Linked DNA regions of Homo sapiens: regions 2 and 3 are each linked to region 1. The links are chromatin contacts, found by Hi-C or POLR2A ChIA-PET in ENCODE. All regions are on one chromosome and are shown on one strand. Each heading gives the region's core, a stretch centred on a gene start or an enhancer-like site at or near the end of the contact. The rest is flanking DNA. Distances are from core to core; before and after follow the strand shown.

Region 1 (3,599 bases), core at 170-2,669:
CCAGTCTCTCTGCAAACGGAGGCCCACTCACGACCTCCAGGAAACTCTCTGCTTCACCCCACACACAAACGCCACCGGCTCACTGGGAGCACAAGGCCTGCACACACCTTCATCCCACATCTCCTATCTGCTGGCCATCCCCCCTCAGGGTGAGTTCCTCCAGGTACCTCCCAGGGTGGCCTGCAGCACTAGAACCTGCCAGGGCCACTGGCCCTACCTCCACCACCCAAACACTCTGGAATCCCTCAGGTCTGACCCCCCTCTGGGGGGGGGGTCTTCACCTGAAAGCCCAGCCCATGACCCTGGCTTCCCACCTTACTGCAGGATTATACTAAGGCCTGGACGTGAGTCGAGTCCAGTCCAGTCCCTCACTGAGCTCTAAAAAAGCAGTGACCCCGATCCAGGGCCCAGCTCCCACCACCAGCCAAGGTTAGGTATCCAGGTTGCCCACAATGACCACACCCCATGCCCGGGAGCCACAGTGTGCTACCCAGATCTCTGCCTTCCCTTCTTCCCAGTCCCCTACCCTGCCCACTCACCTGCGCACCTGTGTCCCCTGCAGTCTGGGAGAAGGCTTCCCTGCACCAGCCAGCCAGGCCTGCTTTGGGCCTGAGCCTTCCTAACCCTGGGCCGCACTCTCACCATTTTGAGAACCTTAGCCCTCCCACGCCTATCAGTCTGTTGGTCCCCCTACTTTTCTCCCCACACTGCCTGGCATAGAAGACTTTCGGCCCTTCTAGACTGGACAGCACTATCCTAAAGGGGCAGGTACCACGGCGCATGTGTGTTTGCCCCCACAAGGCCAAAGGCAGCACCTGGAACGCTGGAGCCGTTCTCTGCTCTGGGGAGACCCAGGAGCCCCAAGAACAAAACCTGCCCAAAGCCTTAAAGCAAGCTGAGTGCAGACGACTGCACCGCCCGCCCCCCAGCAACCGCCATGCAGGAAATACGAGCTCACAAGGCCCACGGCAACAAGAAGCCCACCCACCTGAGGCTACGCGAATCGCCCGCGAAGAGGGTCCTGGGATCCGTAGCCACAGACCGTGGGACGGGCCTCCCTCTGAGGGCGAGAGTCCAGGCGCCACCTAGAAAGTGGAGAACGAGATCGGCCGCCGTGAGGCCAGGCAAGGAGCGGGCGCGGCTTCCCGAGACTGCGAGAACGGCCCAAATGTCTCCAGGTGCCCCCACAAACCCCCGGCGCGGACCGAGAAACTGAGGCCCGCAGACCGAAGGCACTGCGACCCAGGCTGGGGCTCCGAGTGCCCCTCTGCGGATCAGAAGTCGGGAAAAGACGCAGGGGCGCAGCTCCAGGCCCGCGTGCACGGAGTTCAAGCCGGCCGCCCGGGCTCCCGCCTCCACACTGACCCTCTTGCCGGAGTCGGGAACGCCTGCTCCTAGGAGCGCCGCGCAGCGTCCAGAGACCGATTACATCGCGCAGCCACGCCCCCAGCGTGCGCGCGGCCGCCGTGTACGACCCGGCGCATGCTCCCGGCACGCTCCACGCGCTCCTCCCATCCAGGCCGCGCCTGCGCTGTATGCCGTGTGGCCGCTACCTCGCAGGCTCTCCCGGTCCCTGCTGGCGCGGCAGTGCCGCGCGGTGGGTGATGGGAGAGCGCGCCCATTCCCACGCCGCGCCAAGTGCCACGGGATCAGGTGGGGCCGCGTGTACAGGCGCGAGACGGTCGGGCCAAAGCTGCCCCTCATGATCCCCAGCGGACGGTGCCCGGCGGTCCCTCAGATCCGGGAAATCTGCACCCGGCTGTGGCGTAGACCGAGGGGCCGATGCTGCTTCAGCCCGCCGTTACTGCCCTGGCGTCAGCCAGACACTGGGGTGCTGCTGGGCGTCGAGAGGGCTGCTGCGGGGCCGGGCTAAGCCTGGGGGGCTGCAGGTGTCGGGGTGGATGTGGGCATAGCGGGGCTGCTGGGCCTCGTGAGCGCCCTGGAACGGCGTGCCCGCGGAGTGCCTCTCATCACTCATTGCCAGTGCGGGGAACCTTGTTAGGGCCCGGTTCGACGTAGCTGCAGGCTGGGCGCCAGAGGCAGGGGGCAGGCAGTCCGAGAGGACCCTCTACCTGCATACCTGGGGGCTGCAGGCAGGGCCTCTGGGCCTCCTTGTTGTGGATATAATTGTGTGCTTCCCGACTCAGGCCGAGGCTGGACCCGGAGACGACAGCGAGGGCAGGCTACCAAGCCCTCCCCACAGGGCCGTGCCCAGCCCAAGCCTGCCGAGTCAGCACCCAGATCCTGGGACAAGATAGGTGAGGATGAAGTGGTGGTGCTCTTCTCACTTGCACAAGCCGTCCCACGCCACCTCTCCTCGGCTTCACGGTGCCTAGAGAAGAGGTGGGAGAGGGTGCAGGCGCCCCAGCTCAGGATCTGATGCCTGTGGGCCAAGGACCTGGATGCAAGCCAGGAGTCCTTGGGGCCACGGGCAGGCAGCCGGATTCACCGGAAAGTGACGCTTCTCAAGGGGAACACACACGTAACACACCAGCTCCCTTTCTGCCCTGGTCCAGTGACTCCTTTCATGAAAGCTCTCTGAAATGTTATCTGCATTTACACCCAAACTCACTCACTTTGATCCCTGAAACGCGAATCAAAGGTCACATTGTACCTTCCCTGGGTCTGTGGGGCTTTCAGCAGCCTGGGCCAAAAATAATAAAAGTGGCACCGAGCCAGGAAACGCCTCCTTGAAGTGGGAATGAAATTTGGATTTTTTTCGGTTGTATCTTTCCTAATTGACCTGATAATTTAAACTTCCTCCCTCAAGGGAAAGGTGGGGGTTCCCACAAATTCAGCTTACCTCAGCCTCAAGGCAGCTCAGTCTACAGCTCAGCGCCCATCAGCAGAGTGGGCAGTGGGCCTGTGGAAGAAATGAATCCAACTGAGCCAGAAAAGGCCTTTTTTGGTCCAAATTTTTTTTTTCTTTCAGGCCCTCTCCTGTGTATAACTGTCATGCACCGCATAACAACGTTTTGGTCAACTAGGGACCACATATGTAACTGGTCATCCAGTAAGCTATAGTTATTTTATTATTGAAGAAAGAAAATTTTTAGGCCAGGCGCTGTGGAGGCTCATGCTTGTAATCCCAGCATTTTGGGAGCCCAAGGCGGGCAGCTCATTTGAGGTCAGGAGTTTGAGACCAGCCTGGTCAACATGGTGAAACCCTGTCTCTACCAAAAATACAAAAAATTAGCCGGGCGTGGTGGTATGTGCCTGTAATCCCAGCTACTTGGGAGGCTGAGGCAGGAGAATCGCTTGAACCCAGGAGGCGGAGGTTGCAGTGAGCTGAGATTGTGCTACTGCACTCCAGCCTGGGCAATAGAGTGAGACTCCATCTCAAAAAAAAAGGAAAATGTTTAATATAAGTGTGTTGCAGCCTAAGTGTACAGTGTTTATAAAGTCTAAAGTAGTGTACAATAATGTCTTAGGCCTTCACATTCACTCACCACTCACACCCACAGCAACTTCCAGTCCTGCACCTCTGTTCATGGCAAGTGCCCTAACCAGTTCTATTTTTTATTTTTTGCACTGTACTTTTACTGTACCTTTGCTATGATTAGGTGCACTAATACCACTGTGTCACAATTGCCTACATT
Region 2 (3,599 bases), core at 565-3,064, 750 kb before region 1:
CACCCTCAGTCACTCCTCCCCTGGACCCTGGAGCTCCTGACTCCCCATCACCACCACTGGAGACAGGTGGCCAGCTCTCCTGCAACAGTGGAGAGGGAGTAGGGTTGCCAAGCGCTAGGGGAGTGCCAGCCACTTTCTCCCACAGCCCAAGGGGTCACAACACTGACACTGGGGAACACCACACAAGAACAAAGGGACAAGGCCTATGCTTCAGCATTTATTTCTCATAAATAACAAGCATTTTCTACCTCCAGGAGAAGAAGTGATCACCACCTGCTACCATCTATCTGTAGATGCTGTCCAACCAAAACACTGGCTCAGCTGCTCTGCCCTGTGGCTTCTCCTTAGGCAGATGTTTGGGAAAGAAGGCCCTGTTTAAAATAAGTTATCCTAGAAAAGAAGGGAAGGTCCTAAGAAAAAGGAAGGGATCATATAAGATGAAAGAAGAGAAAGGCAGGTCCACCAAGCATACCTATTCCATGAGTGACACTTTCAAGAAAAGAACAGCAACTTGCAATCAGTCCTTATTTCATGGGGGTTCGGGCAGGAGGGGCTACATACTTGGGAATAAGACCAGGGCAGGAGGGTGGGACAGAACTGGAGCGAGAGCTATCTCGCATCTGATGTAAACATCAGCCAGCAGTTTCATCCAACACTCGCACCACATTTCGATCATAGCCACAGGATAGCGCAGCCAATTTCTCTAAGAGAAAGAACAGCTGTAGTCAAATCAGATTCCTGAATGCTCATTTTGCATGTGCCAGGCAGTATATCAAGTGCTTAGAATACATTATTATGAATCCTTAAGACAACTCATTTGCTCCTTCCATGAACACCGCCGTGTACCTCCTAGGGGCCAGGTGTTGTACAGGACACAAGTGAGAAGAGCAGGAGGAGAACCATAAGGTGTCTGCCCCCACGAAGCTCAGATTTTACTAGGGAAGGAGAAGAACTTCGTAACCTTGGGGTAGGCAAGGATTTATTAGACAAAAACAGAAAGCATGACCATAACAAGAAAAAATGATAAATCAGACTTCTTTAAAATTAAAAAAGTCTTTGATCAAAAGCTTAGTAAAGATACACAGACCACACTGAGCACAGTAGCTCTCACTTGTAATCCCAACACTTTGGAAAGCTGAGACAGGAGGATCACTTGAGCCCAGGAGTTGGAGACCAGCTTGGGCAACACAGGGATCCAGTCTCTACAAAAATTAAAATAAAAATATTAGCCACATATGATGGTGAACACCTGTGGTCCCAGCTACTCGGTGAGGGTGAGGTGGCAGGATCACTTGAGCCAGGGAGGTCAAGGCTGCAGTGAGCTGTGATCCCACCACTGTACTCCAGCCTGGGCAACAGAGAATTTATCTAAAAAAAAAAAAAAAAAAAAAAAAAAAAAAAAAAAGATGCACAGGCCAACAGAACAGAATAGAATACAGATCTCAGAAATAGACCTACACAAATGTAGTCAATGGATTCTGACAAAGGTACAAAGACAATTCAATGGAGAAGGTATAACCTTTCAACAAATGGTACTAGACAGTTGGACTCCACATATCAGAAAATGAACCTCACACTTTGGGAGGCGGAGGTGGGAGGATTGCTTGAGCCCAGGAGCTCAAGACCAGCCTGAGCAACAAAGTGAGATCTCATCTTTACAAAAAAAAAAAAAAATCAAAAAATTAGCTGGGTGTGGTGGCATGCATTTGTAGTGCCAACTACATGGGAGGCTGAGGCAGGAGGATCACTTGAACCCAGGAGGTCAAGGTTTCAGGGAGTTACGATTACACCACTGCACCTCAGCCTGGATGACAGAGCGAAACTGTCTCAAAAGGAAAAGAAAAAAAAAACCTCCTTAATCATCAGGGAAATGTAAGCCAAAACCACAATAGGCTATCACCTCACCCATTAGGATAGCCACTGTCAAAAACAAACAAACAAACAAGTGTTGGCAATGATGTGAAGAAATCAGAACTCATGTACATCGTTGGTAGGAATGTAAAATGGTACAGTCACTATGGAAGACAGCATGGAGTTTCCTTAAAAAATTAAAAATAGAATTACCATATGATCCAGCAATTCCAATTCCACTTCTGGGTACATACCCAAAATTAATTGAAGGCAAGGTCTCAAAGATATATTCATATACCTATGCTCACAGAAGTACTACTCACAATAACTAAGAGGTGGAAGCGACCCAGGTGTACACTAAATAAACAAAATGCAGTATATGCATACAGTGGAATACAACTCAGCCTTAAAAAGAAGTTCTGACACATGCTACAACATGGATGAACCTTGAGGTAAAATAAGCCAAACATAAAAAGACAAATACTGCATGATTCTACTTATATGGAGTATCTAAAGCAGTCAAACTCTTAGAAACAGGAAGTAGGACGGTGGTTGCCAGGCTGGAGAGAGAGATAAAAGGGAGGGGTAGTTACTCAATAGGTACTGAGTTTCAGTTTTGCAAGATGAAAACATTCTAGAGATCTGTTGCATAACAAGGTACATACTCTGGCACTACTGAACACTGAATGAACTGAACACTGAATTGAGTGGTTATGATGGCATATTTTACGTTATTAAAAAAAAACTGCGGTAGCAGTGGAGCCGCCTAACCCTGAAAAGCACATATAAAATACGGAGGGATTTAAAGTCCTAAGGATAATATTACAACTGAATGAAGTAACTCCTGCAAGAAAGCAAGACTAGAAATCTGACGCATCTAAAAGGAGACTGAGCCTACAGCCCAGCCATGGGCAGGCAGTTCTGCCCAGTTCCTCCCTTGTCTAACAGAGTGGGTCCAAACTTTAGTGTGATCACCACAGGGAGTTACACTCACAAAAAGCACATGTCCTATCATATGGGGTCTTTAAAGAACATTCAAAGGAAACATTTGCAGTCTGAAAGCTTCATTTCCTGCTCTTATTTCAAAACCTAAGTTGAACACAAGATTTAACACACGAAAAACTCTATCCAAAAAACGGGGTTACAGTTAAGGTTAATGGAGCTATTACATGCCAAGTGCTGATGAGGGTGCCTGATGCTCAGAAATGGGGATGGGGTGGCAGTGATAAGACAGCATCAGCTAAGAACCAAGGCAGGGACTGCAGGAACAGGCTGCGGGGAAGTGTCAGCTTCCTGGGGGCATTTGTGTGGACACAGCAGGGGTGGGCCCTGAGGAGTCAGGGCTGCGGCACCTGGAGCCTGCTGAAGCTATGGGAAGAAGACAAGAAAAGCAGGGTGGGTGGGAAGGTTCACATTGAAAAGGCGGGAGGAGAGCATTAGGACAAATACCTAATGCATGCGGGGCTTAAAACCTAGATGACAGGTTGTTAGGTGCAGCAAACCACCATGGCACATGTATGCCTATGTAACAAACCTGCATGTTCTGCACATGCATCCTGGAACTTAAAGTAAAATAAAATTAAATTAAAAAAAAAAAGAAAAGGCAGAAGGAGAAAGACAAGGAGTAGATGGAAAAAGAGCCAGAGACTTCTCTTGAAGCTGTGCAATATCACAGCATGAACTCTATGCTGCCCATGTTTCAAATACCCACTCCATGACTTTAAAAGCTGTGTGACTTTGGCTAAGTC
Region 3 (3,599 bases), core at 432-2,931, 560 kb before region 1:
CATTCACGTGGCTGCCCACCACAAGCCACAAGCATTTTCCAGATAATGGAACATATCAACTCTGATGGACATTACAAATCCTGATGGACATTAGAAACTCTGATGGACACCTAAAATATCTTGTTGCTTTCTTGCCCTTTGAAAAGAACATATTTAGATAGTGGTTAAGCACAGGCATTGGAATCAGACCTGGGTTAGAACTCAAGCTTTGTCACTTACTAGCCATGTAACTTTTGCTGAAGGAATTAGAATATTAACCTCAGTGACCCATGGTAGAAAACAGGATATCACTATCTGCCTCAGTTATCATGAGGATTAAATTAAACCAGATTTATAAAATACAGTAGTCTAGTGAGTGGCAAGAGAAACGGCTCAGTAAATGATAACTACATCATCATCATTATTATGAGCAGCAGCAGTATTTTGCTACCTCAACATGACTGGTGCTGGCTTAGCTTAGTGGCAGAATGAAGCCCGGACAGATGTCAGGGCACTCCCACCTCCATACAACTTCCACTGTGTCACTAACCAAGTGACCCTGGCAGGATCCCCTGGATATCAAGTTTCCAGTCTGCAGAATGAGGGGACTGGACTGCACTACACAGTTCCCAAGGCTTTTCCCGTCTGCATCTAGGGCTAACAGTGCTCTGCACTGTGAAAATAGGAACTTTCAAGCAAGCACGTTCCTCGATGTACTACTTTGTGGTCAAAAAGACTTGAGTCTGAATCCTGTTCTTATTGAATGAAGATGAGTTCTTTAACACTTTTGAGACTCGGTTTCCTCATCTAGAAAAGAGTAAGCGAATCGCAACGAATGGTAGTGTGATGATTTAACACAGAGCACTCAGGGAGGAGCCGCTGGCTATCCCTCCTCTGCCGCACCTCCCAGGGTAAACGTGGGGACCAGCACCGCTCCCGGGCAGACCCGCGAGCGGCCCGCACGACGCCCGACCTGAGCCTTTGCTCAAAGCAGGGGGCCAGTCCTTATGTTTCTGAACACAAACAAATGGAGAACAAACTGGGACCTTATTAAAAAGGCAGGCTTTGGGGGTGTTACTGCATTGAAAAGCCCTATTTAGGCTTGGCCCTGAGAAATTTTTCTCTTGGGTCACGCATGTTCACGGTCCTCCCAGGCGAAGCCGCCCTGGGGACGAAAACCGATCACAGAGGCAAACTCAGGGGCGAATAAGGACCGCAGGACGCCAAGGAGGGGCGTGGAGCTGTGGGATCCGCGCGGCCCTTGGGTTGCCCTGCCTGCAGCGGGAATTTGTGTGCCTCCTCGCGGGCACTGAGCGGGGCGTCCCAGGGGGCGTTGGCTTCCACCCCCACCATTCCCCAGCCGGCCCCGCCGGTAACGGGCTTCGGCGACGGCACCCAAGCGGGTCCTCAGGAGCGGCCGCCGCGCCCGGGACGCCGCAGCCCCAGCCCAGGTGGGAGGTCGGAAATCGGCGCGGCCAGCTGGGCAGCGGCTCAGCGGGGCTGGGGGCGCGGGGTCAAGCCTGGCAGTCCGGCCCGGCGGAGGCGCGGCTGACAGGGCAGCCCCCCAGCCCGCCGGGCCTCACCTGGAAGTGCTCCTGAAAGCGAACAGGGAGGATCTGCGCCATGGCTGGTGCGGGACCTCGGCGGCGGCGGCGGCAGCGGCAGGAATGAACGCCGACCCCTCGCGCGGGCTGACCGGTGGCGACGGCGCAGGCGCAGTGCCCCGAGCTCCCGGTCCTGGCCCCCGCCCTCCTCCCTGACCGCGCCCCGGCCCGCACCCCCTTTCCCCGCCCCTTCCCCCGCCCCTGCCCCGCCCCTGCCCCGCCTCTGCCCCGCCCCTGCCCCCGCCCCTGCCCCCGCCCCTGCCCCCGCCTCTGCCCCGTCCCGCCTGCGCGGATCCCTCCGCCCGCTCCGAGGGTCCGCGGAAAGTAGTCCCGCGCGCCCTCTGCCCTGACGCGGTGTGTGCCAGCTACCCGAGTGAAAGGTTTTCGGGGGATTAATCCTGATGGGGTCTGCGGCGGCCCTTGCCCAGCGCCTTCCACATGTGGAGCGGGCCAGTGGTGCTAGTTCTGCCGCCAACTCTGGACGGTTGAGTTCAGGGCCACTTTTTACTCAGGCACGGATGTGACAGAAAGATGGAAAAGGGTCTTGGAAGAACCACATGTGCCGTATAACGAACGACCTTTTGGTCTGAGGAGGACCGTGTATATGACGGTGGTCCCATAACATGATAACGGAGCTGGAAACTTCCTGTCCTCTGGTGAGGGCTTAGCTAAGGACATTTCCTCTCCTGTATTTGGAGATACACGTACAGGTATGTCATTACCGTGCCAGGGGAATAACGCACCTCACACGCGGTGCGGGTTTGCGGCCTAGCAGCAGCGGACCGCATCAGCTGCCTAGTTGTGTAGTGGCTGTGCCATCTGAGTTTGTGTAAGTTACCTTGTGATGATCCCACAACCGAGACGCATGTCTCAGAATGCATGGATGCATGGGACGCGTGACTGTACGTGTTACAGACGTGTTTCGGCGTGAGGCTCGGCCCCTGCTCCTTTAGGAAACACCTTTCCTGGCTCATGCGGTTTCTAGAGAACACTGTGTCGGAATATCAATGTAGAGAGTCAGCGAAGGTCATCTAGCAGCAGATGACCAGCCCCAGGCCAGTGAGGATCACCCAGAGTGCCCGTGGCTGCACGACAGTAGTAGCAGGTGGAAGCTGGAGCCCACACCTGGTTTGCCCAGCAGCCAGTTGTTTTTCCGAGGCACCGTTGGCTGATGTTTTGCATACAGATGATTCAGCTGCATAAAAGATGTCTGTCAGGAAAGGGAAGCCCTTGGCATTCAGCACAGGCACTCCCTACGGGGTAATCGATAGCCGTCTCTGCTGCTTCCCATGTTGCTCACTGGTAATTTTAAGAAATGAACGGCCCACCTTGAATAAGACAAGGATGGTGCAATTATTTGCGCAATGGCTTGACCATCTAGTAGCCAAAAATATGTTAAGGAATAGAACAGACTGTTCACTTTCAAATTAAATCTCTTTTCCAGTATTAGCCAAGACCTCTGCAGCCCGCCCTTTCTAAAATCCATGTGGCCTCATCCGCTAAATATAGAGCTGGGTTTTGCTGTGGTTAGTACTACATTTCCCAAATCTCTTTATTTTGGCAATGATGCCTGTGACTCCAAGTACCCTTTACCCCAAACATTATATAAATTTTTTAGTAATTAATACCATCACTCCCTAAATCACCTTCCCCAGGGCTTTTTGGGGATTAAAACTAAAATTTTATACCCTAAAAGAAAGAATTTAAGAAAATCATAGTTAAGCAAAGTGACAGGATTGTTAATACGTCGGGACCTCAAGTGGGGATTAAGTTTCAACATTAATTTTAGAGGAGACACAAATCTTTCTGTCTCTTCAAACCATAGAAGAGACAGAAAGCACAACAGTTATTTGAATAGACAGAAGTGAATATAAGTGATAGTTGTAGTTAACAGGAAATAAAGTTGTTAATATACTTGTAAAAAAATTAAATGTTCTGACTTGAAAGGGACTTTAATATTCTCACCACTTGTAGGTAACTTGCTAAGTAACCCTAAAAAAACCTTTCAATTCTTTT

Evidence for each region. Hi-C counts contacts between places; a loop is a spot of excess contacts on that map. ChIA-PET counts read pairs that join two places held with the same protein, here RNA polymerase II (POLR2A). Pooled maps may share reads with other maps.
Region 2: a loop to region 1 is called in a pooled map, with 4 times the contacts of the local background. The contact joins the enhancer-like site here to the promoter of RTL10 in region 1. A Hi-C loop is called at or near these places in 2 of 50 pooled maps. POLR2A ChIA-PET finds 5 or more read pairs at or near these places in 3 of 52 experiments (activated B cell, activated naive CD4-positive, alpha-beta T cell and naive thymus-derived CD4-positive, alpha-beta T cell).
Region 3: a loop to region 1 is called in a map of CD4-positive, alpha-beta T cell, with 4 times the contacts of the local background. The contact joins the promoter of CLTCL1 here to the promoter of RTL10 in region 1. A Hi-C loop is called at or near these places in 2 of 168 maps with a recorded cell type or tissue (CD4-positive, alpha-beta T cell and ascending aorta) and 13 of 50 pooled maps. POLR2A ChIA-PET finds 5 or more read pairs at or near these places in 1 of 52 experiments (activated naive CD4-positive, alpha-beta T cell).

The regions. Positions count from the first base shown.
Region 1 is chr22:19,853,455-19,857,053 of GRCh38, forward strand. RTL10 (retrotransposon Gag like 10) reads right to left here and starts at 1,420. Exons shown (of 3, transcript NM_024627.6): 1 at 1,206-1,420; 2 at 989-1,085. GNB1L (G protein subunit beta 1 like) reads right to left here and starts at 1,420. Exons shown (of 8, transcript NM_053004.3): 1 at 1,366-1,420; 2 at 989-1,085. It overlaps LOC124905080 (a long non-coding RNA gene), which reads left to right and starts at 1,518. Exons shown (of 2, transcript XR_007068005.1): 1 at 1,518-2,258. RefSeq lists enhancers at 1-528, 1,951-2,430.
Region 2 is chr22:19,107,200-19,110,798 of GRCh38, forward strand. All of the region lies in intron 1 of DGCR2 (DiGeorge syndrome critical region gene 2), which reads right to left. Among named protein-coding and RNA genes, the nearest start is that of DGCR2, 13 kb to the right of the region's middle. RefSeq lists a silencer at 2,514-2,563 and enhancers at 2,659-3,161, 3,162-3,599. Within about 2 kb of position 1,815, at least 16 of the 41 ENCODE cell types and tissues checked have a DNase peak (open chromatin) inside an H3K27ac peak, as active enhancers do.
Region 3 is chr22:19,290,038-19,293,636 of GRCh38, forward strand. It overlaps CLTCL1 (clathrin heavy chain like 1), which reads right to left and starts at 1,682. Exons shown (of 33, transcript NM_007098.4): 1 at 1,563-1,682. The coding sequence starts at 1,604. It overlaps LOC105372859 (a long non-coding RNA gene), which reads left to right and starts at 1,910. Exons shown (of 6, transcript XR_938002.3): 1 at 1,910-2,293. RefSeq lists an enhancer at 871-1,384 and silencers at 1,495-1,679, 1,561-1,800.